Linked DNA regions of Homo sapiens: region 2 is linked to region 1. Evidence: chromatin loops called from intact Hi-C (ENCODE). Cell type or tissue: CD14-positive monocyte. All regions are shown on one strand. Links, peaks and the distances in the headings refer to the core of each region. The heading gives the core; the rest is flanking DNA. Region 1 holds the start of LOC124904055 (a long non-coding RNA gene). Region 2 has its middle 22 kb from the start of CD300E.

Region 1 (5,368 bases), core at 299-5,298:
CTGTTTGGAAGTTGGTTGACAAATTGTTTTCTGGACTCTATTAGTTTTCAAGGGCTGCATTAAAAAAATACCGCAGACTGGGTGGCTTAAACAACATATGAGTTTTTGTTTGTTTGTTTGTTTGTTTTTGAGATGGAGTCTTACTCTGTCGCCCAGGCTGGAGTGCAGTGGCACAATCTCGGCTCGCTGCAACCTCCACCTCCTGGGTTCAAGTGATCCTGCTGCCTCAGCTTCCCAAGTAGCTAGGACTACAGGCATGCATTACCACGTCTGGCTAATTTTTGTATTTTCAGTAGAGACAGGGTTTCGCATGTTGGCCAGGCTGGTCTCGAACTCCTGACCTCAAGTGATTCACCTGCTTCAGCCTCCCAAAGTGCTGGGATTATAGGCGTGAGCCACCCTGCCTGGCCAGAAATGTGTTTTCTTACAGTTCTGGAGGCTGGAAGTTCAAAACAATGTATTGACCAAATGTAGTGGCTCACACCTATAATCCCAGCACTTTTGAAGGCTGAGGCAGGGGGATCACTTGAGCCCAGGAGTTCAAGACCAGGCTAAACAGCATAGGAAGACCCTGTCTCTACCAAAAATACAAAAACAGCTGGATGTAGTGGAGGATCACCTGAGCCTAGGAGGTCGAGGCTGCAGTGAGCCAAGACCACGCCACTGCACCCCAGCCTGGATGACAGAGTAAAGGGCGACCTTGTCTGAAAAGGAAAAGAAGAAGGTGTTAGCAGCTTGGGTTTCTTCTGAGGCCTCTCTCCTTGCCCTGCAGAAGGTCACCTTCTCCCTGTGTCCCCAGTACCTCAAAATGGGACGGCATTTGAAGATAGGGCCTTGAAAGAGGTGATGAAGTTCAAACGAGGCTGTTACGATGGGCTCTCATCCAACCTGGGGAAGGTCTTCAACATATGAATTTGGGTTGGGGGAAACTATGGGTATTTTAAGGACAAATGTTCCTTGGCTGTGGATCCAGGCTTTAATAAAAGTCACTTTTCTCTTGGCTGTATACGAACTATCCCCACCTTTCTCTTCTCCTTGGCTGGCGTAACAGGACTCAAAGCCAGTCTCGTATCTTTAAACATGATCTCTCCTTTCTTCCTGGAAGATCTTGAAGTTTTTGAAGATTCACCCTTGTTGAACAGGTACCTGGAGGTGGGCCTTTTAATTTCCACACTGAGAGTATCTTTTCATTCAGAAAAGGTTATTTTCTTTCTCGTTCGTTTCCTTCCTTCCTTCCTTTCCTCCCTCCCTCCCTCCCTCCTTCCTTCCTTCCTCTCTTTCTTTCTTTCTGAGTGGGGGTTGCACCATGTTGCCCAGGCTGCTCCTGAATTTCTGGGCTCAAGTGATGTGTCTGCCTCGGCCTCCCAAAGTGCTGGAATTACAGGCCTCTTTTCCTTTTAGGAAACAGGGTCTCGCTCTGCCACCCAGGCTGGAGTGCAGTGGCACGACCACGGCTCACTGCAGCCTCAACCTCCCAGGCTCAAGCAATTCTCTGGCCTCAGCCTCCCAAGTAGCTGGGACCACAGGCATGCACCACCATGCCTCGCTAATTTTTTGTTTGTTTGTTTGTAGAGACGAGGTCTCCCTATGTTGCCCATGCTGGTCTCCAACTCCTAAGCTCAGGCGATCCTCCTGCATCAGCCTCCCAAAGTGCTGGGATTACAGGTGTGAGCCACGGCACTGGCCTTCTTGACTTTCTTAATCACAATTGGGTTTCGGGCCCCCTTTTCCCTCGGCCACTCTTATGTGCTCTCTGGCGGGGTGTCCTGCTGCCACTGGCACCTTTCCTGGCTTCCTCATTGCTCAGACCTCAAACAGCTCTTTCCCTCTGTGTTGGGTTTCCCAGTCGCTCCGGTTTGCAGTGCTATCACTGCACACTCCCCCTTAGCAGCACGTTTCTTTCTTTTTTCTTTTTTTTATGAGATGGAGTCTTGCTCTGTCGCCAAGGCTGGAGTGCAGTGGCGCGATCTCGATCTCAGCTCACTGCAACCTCCGCCTCCTGGGTTCAAGCTATTCTCCTGCCTCAGCCTCCCGAGTAGCTGGGATTACAGGTGCGTGCCAGCACACCCAGCTGATTGTTGTATTTTTAGTAGAGACAGGGGTTTCACTGTGTTGGCCAGGCTGGTCTCGAACTCCCGACCTCAGGTGATCTGCCCGCCTCGGCCTCCCAAAGTGCTGGGATTACAGGCGTGAGCCACCGCGCCCGGCCTGAGCAGCACATTTCTTTTTGTCTCTGGAATGGATATCAACGCAACCAGGTTGCTTCCGGGGCATGGTCTCAGGCCCCACCACACACGCAGCCTCTGCCCCTCTCTCTGACTCCCATGCTCACTTTGGTCCTCCCCCATGAGTGCTCTGCTCCTCTTCCCCTTCCCCTCTTTTTTTCAGTCCGAAAGAGGAGGCATGCTGGCTGGATAAAAGGGAGCCACATCTGTCGCTTCTGCTCTGGGATCTTTCATGGGAGCTCCAGTCCACAGACATGAGTGTCCCTCGATTCTGACAAGGTGACAAGGCTCCCTTCCTGTCACCATGCCCGGGCCGAGGAGGTGGCTTTACCAGTGGTGGGGTGGGTGACATGATGGGGACGGGGAGACAAGCTTCCAGAGGGATCGTGCAGAATCCATTCAGCACCCTGGCCCAGAAAGCAAGACCATATTTTCCAAATTAAGCATTTAGCCAGCTGGGCACAGTGGTTCAGGCCTATAACCCTAGCACTTTGGAGGCAAGGCAGGAGAATGACTTGAGACCAGGTGTTCGAGAGCAGCCTGGGCAACGTGGCGAAACCCTGTCTCCACCAAAAATAAAAATAAAAAAAATTTAGCCGGGCATGGTGGTGGGCACCTGTAATCCCAGCTGCTCAGGAGGCTAAGGTGGAAGGATCACTTGAGCCCAGGAGTTTGAGGCTGCAGCGAGCTGAGATCACACCACTGCACTCCAGCCTGGACGACAGAGCCAGACACTGTCTCAAAAAAAAAAGAAAACATTGAGCACTTTGGTTGGCCAGATTACAGAGGTGCTGGCTGGCAGGGACCAAGGGACAGCCCTTGGCATGGGGGTGTCTTGGAAATCTTGCTTCCCTGGCCTCCTTGTCGCTGGGGGTGGCCTGAGCTCCCTGGCGGGTTTTCTGCCCACCTCCTCCTTTTGCATGTCCCTGTCAGCTCAGACAGCAGGGGGCGCTGCAGGACTGGCTGGACGGTCGGGCCAGGGAGTGGGAGGGCGGGCCTTTAAGCCAAGGTTCAAAGGAAGATCGAGTTACTGCAAAGAAACTGCCTGCCCTGGGCCAGCAGCCAGCACCGAGTAGTTGGGTGGGAGGGCTTTGTACCCTCTGTCAGTCTCCTCCACCCTAAAGCCACGTCTGCCACGCTGGGGCTGGCCAGCCACGGGGCTGCAGGGCCCTGCAATTTTCTCAGATGACTTTGGTGGTTTCCTGTGCAGAGTGGTGTGAAGGGCCCTTTCATCGTTCATCGCCCTCCTCTCTCCACTCTCCTTCGCAGGGTCCTGCCAGCCCCTCCTGCTGGCCTCGGGTTCTGCTCACCTGCCTTCCCCACTCTGGGGAGCTTGGCCTGCCAGGCTGCGGAGCCTCAGGGCTTCAGTCAGCGTCTCTGGGATCCCAGGACCCCGTCCTCCCAGCCTGGCGTGAGGGGCCGAGTCCTCCCATCCCCCAGCTGAGCCTGGGCAGGACTTGGGTACCCCCACTTCCCACTGCTCCTTCCAGCCTGCCCTCTCTCCACGGTGCTGGAGGTGAAAGAGTTAATCACATCTGTGGCGGCTCCTTCCAGGACTCCTCCAAGATATATATTTAGCAGGCGGGGCGGGGTGGGGCGGGAGAGGCGTGCCAAGATGCCCTGGCACCGCAGCCCCTGCCTTACCACACCGCTCTTCGGAGGGAGGGGCAGGCAGGCAGTGCCACAGGAGCCGGGTAGGATGGAGGAAGGGACCCATCTAGATGGAGGGAAGGGGCAGGTACGGGAGTTGGCTTTAAGTGGCTTTAACCACAGCCTAGGGAAGGCTGCGGTCTCAGAGAGGACTTTGAGGCCCTGTGTGTGGGGTTGGGGGAGGAGCTTGCTCTGTATCCATGAAAGAAGGGCCCAGTGACTCTGTCTCCCAGGGATGTCGAAGGATTGTGGAAAAGGGCTGGAAACAGCTTAACGGTGAAGGTGATGGGGCAGGGCTGGCTAGAAGAGCTTCTACCACCTATTGAAATGGCTGGGACCCCTGACCAGGGAGCACCGTGGGAGCATAGCCCTGGCCAGTCCAGGTGACCACCCTCTCAGAGCTGTGCTTTCATTCTGGGACAGCAGCTCTGGTGTGGCCAGTGGAGACAAGGGCAGACAGGTTTTTCTATGTCCTCCTTAGAGATTATTTCCAAGGACTCTGCCCTCAGGGAGAGCAATGTATTCAGTAGGTAACCACTAGGCGGGACTGGTTGCTAAGGGCTGTATTTTGACTCTAAGTGGGGAAACCTGTGATTCACCTTATTCCAATTCCTCCAAGTACCTGGGACCTCTGGAGGTTCAGTTCACAAGGAAGACGTTTGGTTTGCTCGCTTGCTTTTTTAACGGGAGTGTCTGTACCCTTCCCTAGGTCCCAAGAATAACTCTGCAGATCTTGGCTTCCCAGCCTCAGGATTGTCCCCAGGGACCAGGACAAAGGGCTTGGTCCTATTGGCTTGTCTCCATGGCGCCTCCCTTCTTCTTCTTCCCAGGTGAATGGATCAGCTCAGTTAGACCCAAGAGAGCCTCATGCTTGTCCTAGACCTCATTTTCCCGACCCAGTGGCATTCCAGCCACACCTGCTGAGGCCTTGGGTACCTGCGCATCAGAGTAGCAGCTCCTCCAGCTGGCAGAGAAAGACTTGATTTGCCACAGTTAGCGCGGCCCACTGTGGAAGCAATCCAGGGTTCGCTCACCACCCAGCCATGCCAGCTGATGCTGTTTTGATTCCCCTAACCAGGGGCAGTCACTTTTCTAGAACTTTCTGTGTCATGAACCCTCAAGGGAGGCAGCTAATGCAACCCTTTCCCAAAGGGCCCTCTCCTAATACCTGCAAATTATAAGGACACTATTTGACTTGATATTATTTCTGGAGGAAAATAAAAGTCAATAAAGGCACATAAACTGCTCTGTGATTTGAGGCAAAATGAATACAAAAGCCAGGCCCTTCTGCCACACCCACTCACCACGTGATCTTAAGAGAGTCGTTTCTAATCTCAGAGTCTCAGTTATCTTGCCTGTAAAATGTGGAGGTTGAGCTACATTAAATCTATGGTCACTTCTCTTACCCAGCTTCGTCCAGGCACGGTGGTTCACGCCTGTAATCCCAGCACTTTGGGAGGCCTAGGCAAGCGGATCACTCAAGGTCAGGAGTT
Region 2 (5,368 bases), core at 173-5,172, 270 kb after region 1:
TGCATGCTGTGTGAAGAGATGAATGAGTGAATGTCCGTCCACTCAGCAACCTTGCAGCCAGGTGTGGTTGCTCATGTCTGTAATCCTAACATTTTGGGAGGCCAAGGCGAGTGGATCACTTGAGACCAGGAGTTTGAGACCAACCTGGCCAATATGGTGAAACCCTGTCTCTACTAAAAACCCAAAAATTAGCCAGGTGTGGTGGTGCGTGCCTGTAATCCCAGCTACTCAGGAGGCTTGAACCCAGGAGATGGAGGTTGCAGTGAGCCAAGATTGCGCCACTCTACTCCAACCTGGGTGACAGAGCAAGACTCTGTCTCCAAAAAAAAAGAAAAAGAAAGAAGAAAGAAAGAAAGAAAGAAAGAAAGAAAGAAAGAAAGAAAGAAAGAAGAAAGAAAGAAAGAAAGAAGAAAGAAAGAAAGAAAGATTCTTACAAACTATAAGATACTAAATTATCTAAAATTATTTCAAAATAAAGAAGGAGGTTTTGATGCTATATGCAGGTAAGAAAGGTTGGAATTAATCTCTGGAATAACACACATGATTTTCTCAATTCCTGTACTAAGCACATATGCATGGCTCCAGAAATAAGCAGAAAGTCTTTGCCATTTCAACTGTCCCCCACATACTTACTATGTTAACCCACTTCTCCATCAACACTTCTGCCCCAGGCAACTAGAAGAGAGAGAAGGAAGGTGGTGAAAAGCAGCTTCATGGTTCTGCCTACTGAGCTCTGCTCTCCCCTCTATACAGCCCAGTCCTCCTAGACTCTGGGCTGACCATGCTACAGAGAGCAAGTGCTGCATGCTCTGCCTTCTGCTTTGGTGCCTCCCTATCTCTTCTTATGGTGGTCTCCATTCACACCTGCAATCATTGTTTATTCTACTGCTTTTTTTTTTCTTTTAAGAAAGAAACTGAGATGATAAGCAGCAACTACTTGACAAGCAAGTGTTCAAACACAATGCTATGGCAATCTCCTCAACATGCTTGAAATATATGAAAAGATAGAAAATCTCAGCAAGGAAATAGACACAAAGAAGTAGCAAGTGGACATTTTACAAATGAAAAATATGATAACTAAATTTTTTAAATTCAGCTAATGGGCTCAACATCAGGAGGGAGAGGACAGAGGAAAGAATCGGTGAACTTGAACACAGAACAATAGAAATTGTCTGATCTGAGCAAAAGAGAGAAAATAGACTTTAAAAGATGAACAGAGCCTTAGGTAGCTGTGGGACTGTAATAAAAGAGCAAACATTCATGTCATTGAAGTTCCAGAAGAAGAAAAGAAAGAAAGCAGAGTTGCAAAAAGGTATTTGAAAACATAACGGCTAAAATTTTCCCAGTTTCAGCAAGACATAAAGCTACAGATCCCAAGATAACTATCCTCAAAGTCAGTCAGAGCCTGGGTCTAAAAACCATTTTGAGCAGATTCCTGGAAAACTCAATCTCCAGTCCAAACATTCTTCTAACCTCAGACCTCCTTGCCATCCCTCTCCTTGATATCTGCACTTGAGCCGTCTCAAAGATGCATCCAACTCAACAAGTCCAAAGTAAACTCACAATTATGCCCTCCAGAAAGGAGTCCCATCACCTTACACTGTTTCCTAGTTTTCATCCCTGACCCCTCTGTGTCTTCATCCCCACACTCTGTCCTGCCTGGAGCCCATTCAATGTTGCCTCCTGTTAAAGCTCTCAGATTTGTCCATCTCTCTATCTCCTTCTCTGCCAACCTAGCCCAAGCTACCATCGTCTGTCAATAGCCTCCCAGGTGGTCTGCCCACGTTCACTCTTAGTTTTTCGCCACTGTGCAGCCAGAATGGTATTTTTGCAAACAAATCTGATCTTGCCACTCCCCCTGTAAGAAACATTAACAGCCTCCCAGGGCTCTTACAACTCCTCTACTGGACCTCAGTTTGGCCCCTGCTGACCTCCCAAGCCTCAAGCCATAATAACCTCCCACTTAATCCCCAAGGGGCAACCACAAAGATTTTGGTTCCTCAGACAGAACACATTCCCTTGATTACAGTGACTGTTCACACACTGTTTCCTGGGCCTAAAATGCTCCTTTCCTCTCTTTGCTTGGTTAACTCATACTCTTCCTCCAAATCTCAAATAAATTATCATTCATTCAACTCAACAAATATTTACTGGACACCTACTACATGCCAAATACCGTGCTAGGTGCTGGAATGCAGCAACAAACAAATCAAGCTTCTGTCCTCAGGAAGCTTACATTCTCCTAGGGGGAGGGGGAGAGGAGAAAATAAACACATATAAAATGTACCAGGTGGTCATAAGTGCCCCGAAGACAAAAAGGGTAGAGGGAGTGAGGGGAGGCAAATGCTATTGTATTAATATCTATAGAGAAGGTATCTATGATAAAGTGTTATCTTATTTTAACAGAGACCTGAAAGAAGGGTGGGAGCCACACTGACAGCTGCAGGTGAAGAGTGCAAGGTAGGCCGGGTGCGGTGGCTCACGCCTGTAATCCCAGCATTTTGGGAGGCCAAGGTGGGCGGATCACGAGGTCAGGAGATCGAGACCATCCTGGCTAACACGGTGAAACCCCGTCTCTACTAAAAATACAAAAAATTAGCTGGGCAAGGTGGCAGGCGTCTGTAGTCCCACCTACTCGGGAGGCTGAGGCAAGAGAATGGTGTGAACCCCAGGGGGCGGAGCCTGCAGTGAGCCGAGATCGCGCCACTGCACTCCAGCCTGGGTGACAGGAGACACCATCTCAAAAAAAAAAAAGAGTGCAAGGTAGAGGGGGCTGCTGTGCAAAAGTCCTGGGGTGGGAGCAGAGGCCACCATGGCTCAGGAAGAGGGAATGAGGGCAAGAGTGGAATGAGACGAGATCAGAAAGGAAACAGAGTCATCATTTAAGGGCCCATAGGCCTTAATAGGGAGTTGGATTTGACTCTGAATGATGCAGGGAGCCATTGGAGAATTACGTGACCTGGCTTACTTTAAAAGGATCACACGGGCTGCTGCGAGGAAAAAACAATTGACAGAGGTAAGGCAGGAAACTGGGAGACATGAATAAGCAATTGTAGCCTTCCAGGTGTGAGACAACGGTGGGCTAGGCCATGTGGGGGAAGTGGATGGGGTGAGACATCGCTGGAGCCCAGTTGAATCAATGCCCCTAATGGAAGTTCCCAGAGCACCTCCTTCTTCTATGGTGGTTGTAATGGGACATTTATTGGTGCACATTTGATTAATGTCTGTCTCCCCCTACTGGGCTATAAGCCTCAAGAAGGCAAGAAATGGGTCTTCTTTGCTCACCATTGCATTTCCAACATCCAGTGCCCACAATATATGCTCTATATAGTTTTCTTGAATGAATGAATGAATGAATGAACAAATACCCCAAAAACAAAAGCACAAACACACAATCCTTTAAGTCTACTTGGGAAGCCCAGCCTTCCCTGCTCTCTTGAGGCTCTGCAAGAAGCAGTCATGCAACATCCACTCCATGCCCAGCACCTTCCAGGCACAATATTAAAGAAGTGCAGGGGCCAGGTGCAGTGGCTCACCCCTGTAATCCCAGCACTTTGGGAGGCCGAGGTGGGTGGATCACAAGGTCGGGAGTTTGAGACCAGCCTGGCCAATATGTGAAACCCTGTCTCTACTAAAAATACAAAAATTAGCTGGGCATGGTGGCAGGCACCTGTAGTCCCAGCTACTCAGGAGACTGAGGCAGGAGAATCGCGTGAACCTGTGAGGTGGCAGTTGCAGTGAGCCAAGATCACACCACTGCACTCCAGCCTGAGCAACAGAGAGAGACTCTGTCACAAAAGAAAAAGAAAAAGAACAAGAGCAGGGCAGTGTGACATTTGCTACCCAGGTTCAGGTCCAGGGTCTGCCAGCCATGGCCAGAGACATAATAATTGCTAAGAATTACTGAGTTTACTTTGTTTCAGAGACCACTTTAGATGCTTTCTGTTATTACTTTGCTTAAATCCCGTGCAAGTCAAACAAAGTAGGTATTATTATTATTATCCAGATGCATAAACTGTATGGCACAATCACACATCCCTGGGTCCTCCCAGGAGGGCCACCACACTCTGAAACTCCAGTCTTTTCTATTTTTCAGAGACGGAGTCTCACTCTGTCGCCCAGGCTGGAGTGCAGTGGTGCAATCTCAGCTCACTGCGATCTTCACCTCCCAGGTTCAAGCGATTCTCCTGCCTCAGCCTCCCAAGTAGCTGGGATTACAGGTGCCCACAACCATGCCCAGTTGATGTGTGTGTGTGTGTGTGTGTGTGTGTGTGTGTGTGTTTAGTAGAGATGGAGTTTTGCCATGTTGGCCAAGCTGATCTCGAATTCCTGACCTCAGGTGATCAGCCTGCCTTGGCCTCCCAAAGTGCTGGGGTTACAGGCATGAGCCACCGCACCTGGCCTGAAACTCCTTTCCAAACCTAAGTTTAGATTTCCAATGCCACTGAAATCTCACCTAAATTCAGGGCAATCAGAGGGAGAAGCTTCTACACACCCCAAATCTCAGGCTGTCTCTCCATCTCCTTCCCTTGGTCAAGTGGCAACCTCCCAAGGACGGCCACAAGGCACCCAGAGCCCAGCTGCAGAGTCCACTGGCTCTGTGGGAGTCCTGGAGATAAAGGACACCACCGTCCCCTCTCAGATGCCCCAAGCTAAATGGACCCAGCAAAGCCTGGCCCAGCAGCTCCAACTGCTGTCTGTGGGGAAGCTGGCTGAAAGAGCTCCGGGGCAGGCTCCGTGTCTTATCTGTCCTGCAAATCCAGAGCTGTGGGTGCCAGGAGCCAAAGCCTCATTTCTGAGCCTGGTTTGTGTCCTAGCTTAGCCCAGATCCTAAAAGTCAGGAGATGAAGGAATGGCCATCATTCTTCTTGACTCAACTGCATGTTTGAGAACTAAGATGCCAGGACTCACAGTGACAGGAGAGGCAGTGCAGTCCCCCAGTGCATAGCAGCTGCACCCTGAGGCTGGTGTGTCTGAGCAAAGCCAATGCAGAGCTGCGGGCCCTACAGATCCCATGGGGAAGGAGGGAGAGGGGAGGGCAGGGGAGGGTAGCAGCTGAGGAGGGTTCTCACTGCCTCGCCTGAAGCTGAAACCTAGCATCCAGTGGGTGATAGTGCCTGGCACGTTGCATTTCCCAGGGATGGAAAAATGTACTTTTGTCCCCTCCAATCAGTTGGAGGTGTGCCTGGAAAAGTGAGTTGAGAAGGATGGGGCTGAGCTTGGGCCTCCTGGGCTATCACAGCCACTGAGTACTGAGTGAAGAGTGATGGCTGATGAGAGAGGGAAGCGAGGGTGGGTGTGCGTGTGCCAGGCTTTCACAGCTCCAGAGCTGAGCTGCTCCAGAGCTCATATCGATAGAGACAGAATA

The links. Peaks named below come from ENCODE experiments on the same cell type or tissue, not always from the same donor. Only the 100,000 strongest peaks of a DNase experiment are listed, where the experiment ranks them.
Region 2: it touches region 1 in a loop (2.9-fold over the local background); 5 of 110 quality-filtered maps call a loop at or near these places.

What each region holds. Positions count from the first base shown.
Region 1 is chr17:74,376,422-74,381,789 of GRCh38, forward strand. It overlaps LOC124904055 (a long non-coding RNA gene), which reads left to right and starts at 3,833. Exons shown (of 2, transcript XR_007065898.1): 1 at 3,833-3,919; 2 at 4,585-5,121. RefSeq lists a silencer at 3,095-3,194. In CD14-positive monocyte, for the core only: CTCF peaks have their summits at 3,149 (motif pointing right) and 3,352; a DNase peak (open chromatin) is centred at 3,170; H3K4me3 peaks cover 563 bases.
Region 2 is chr17:74,643,245-74,648,612 of GRCh38, forward strand. No RefSeq gene overlaps it. Among named protein-coding and RNA genes, the nearest start is that of CD300E, 22 kb to the left of the region's middle. In CD14-positive monocyte, for the core only: a CTCF peak has its summit at 3,248 (motif pointing left); a DNase peak (open chromatin) is centred at 3,177; H3K27ac peaks cover 1,105 bases.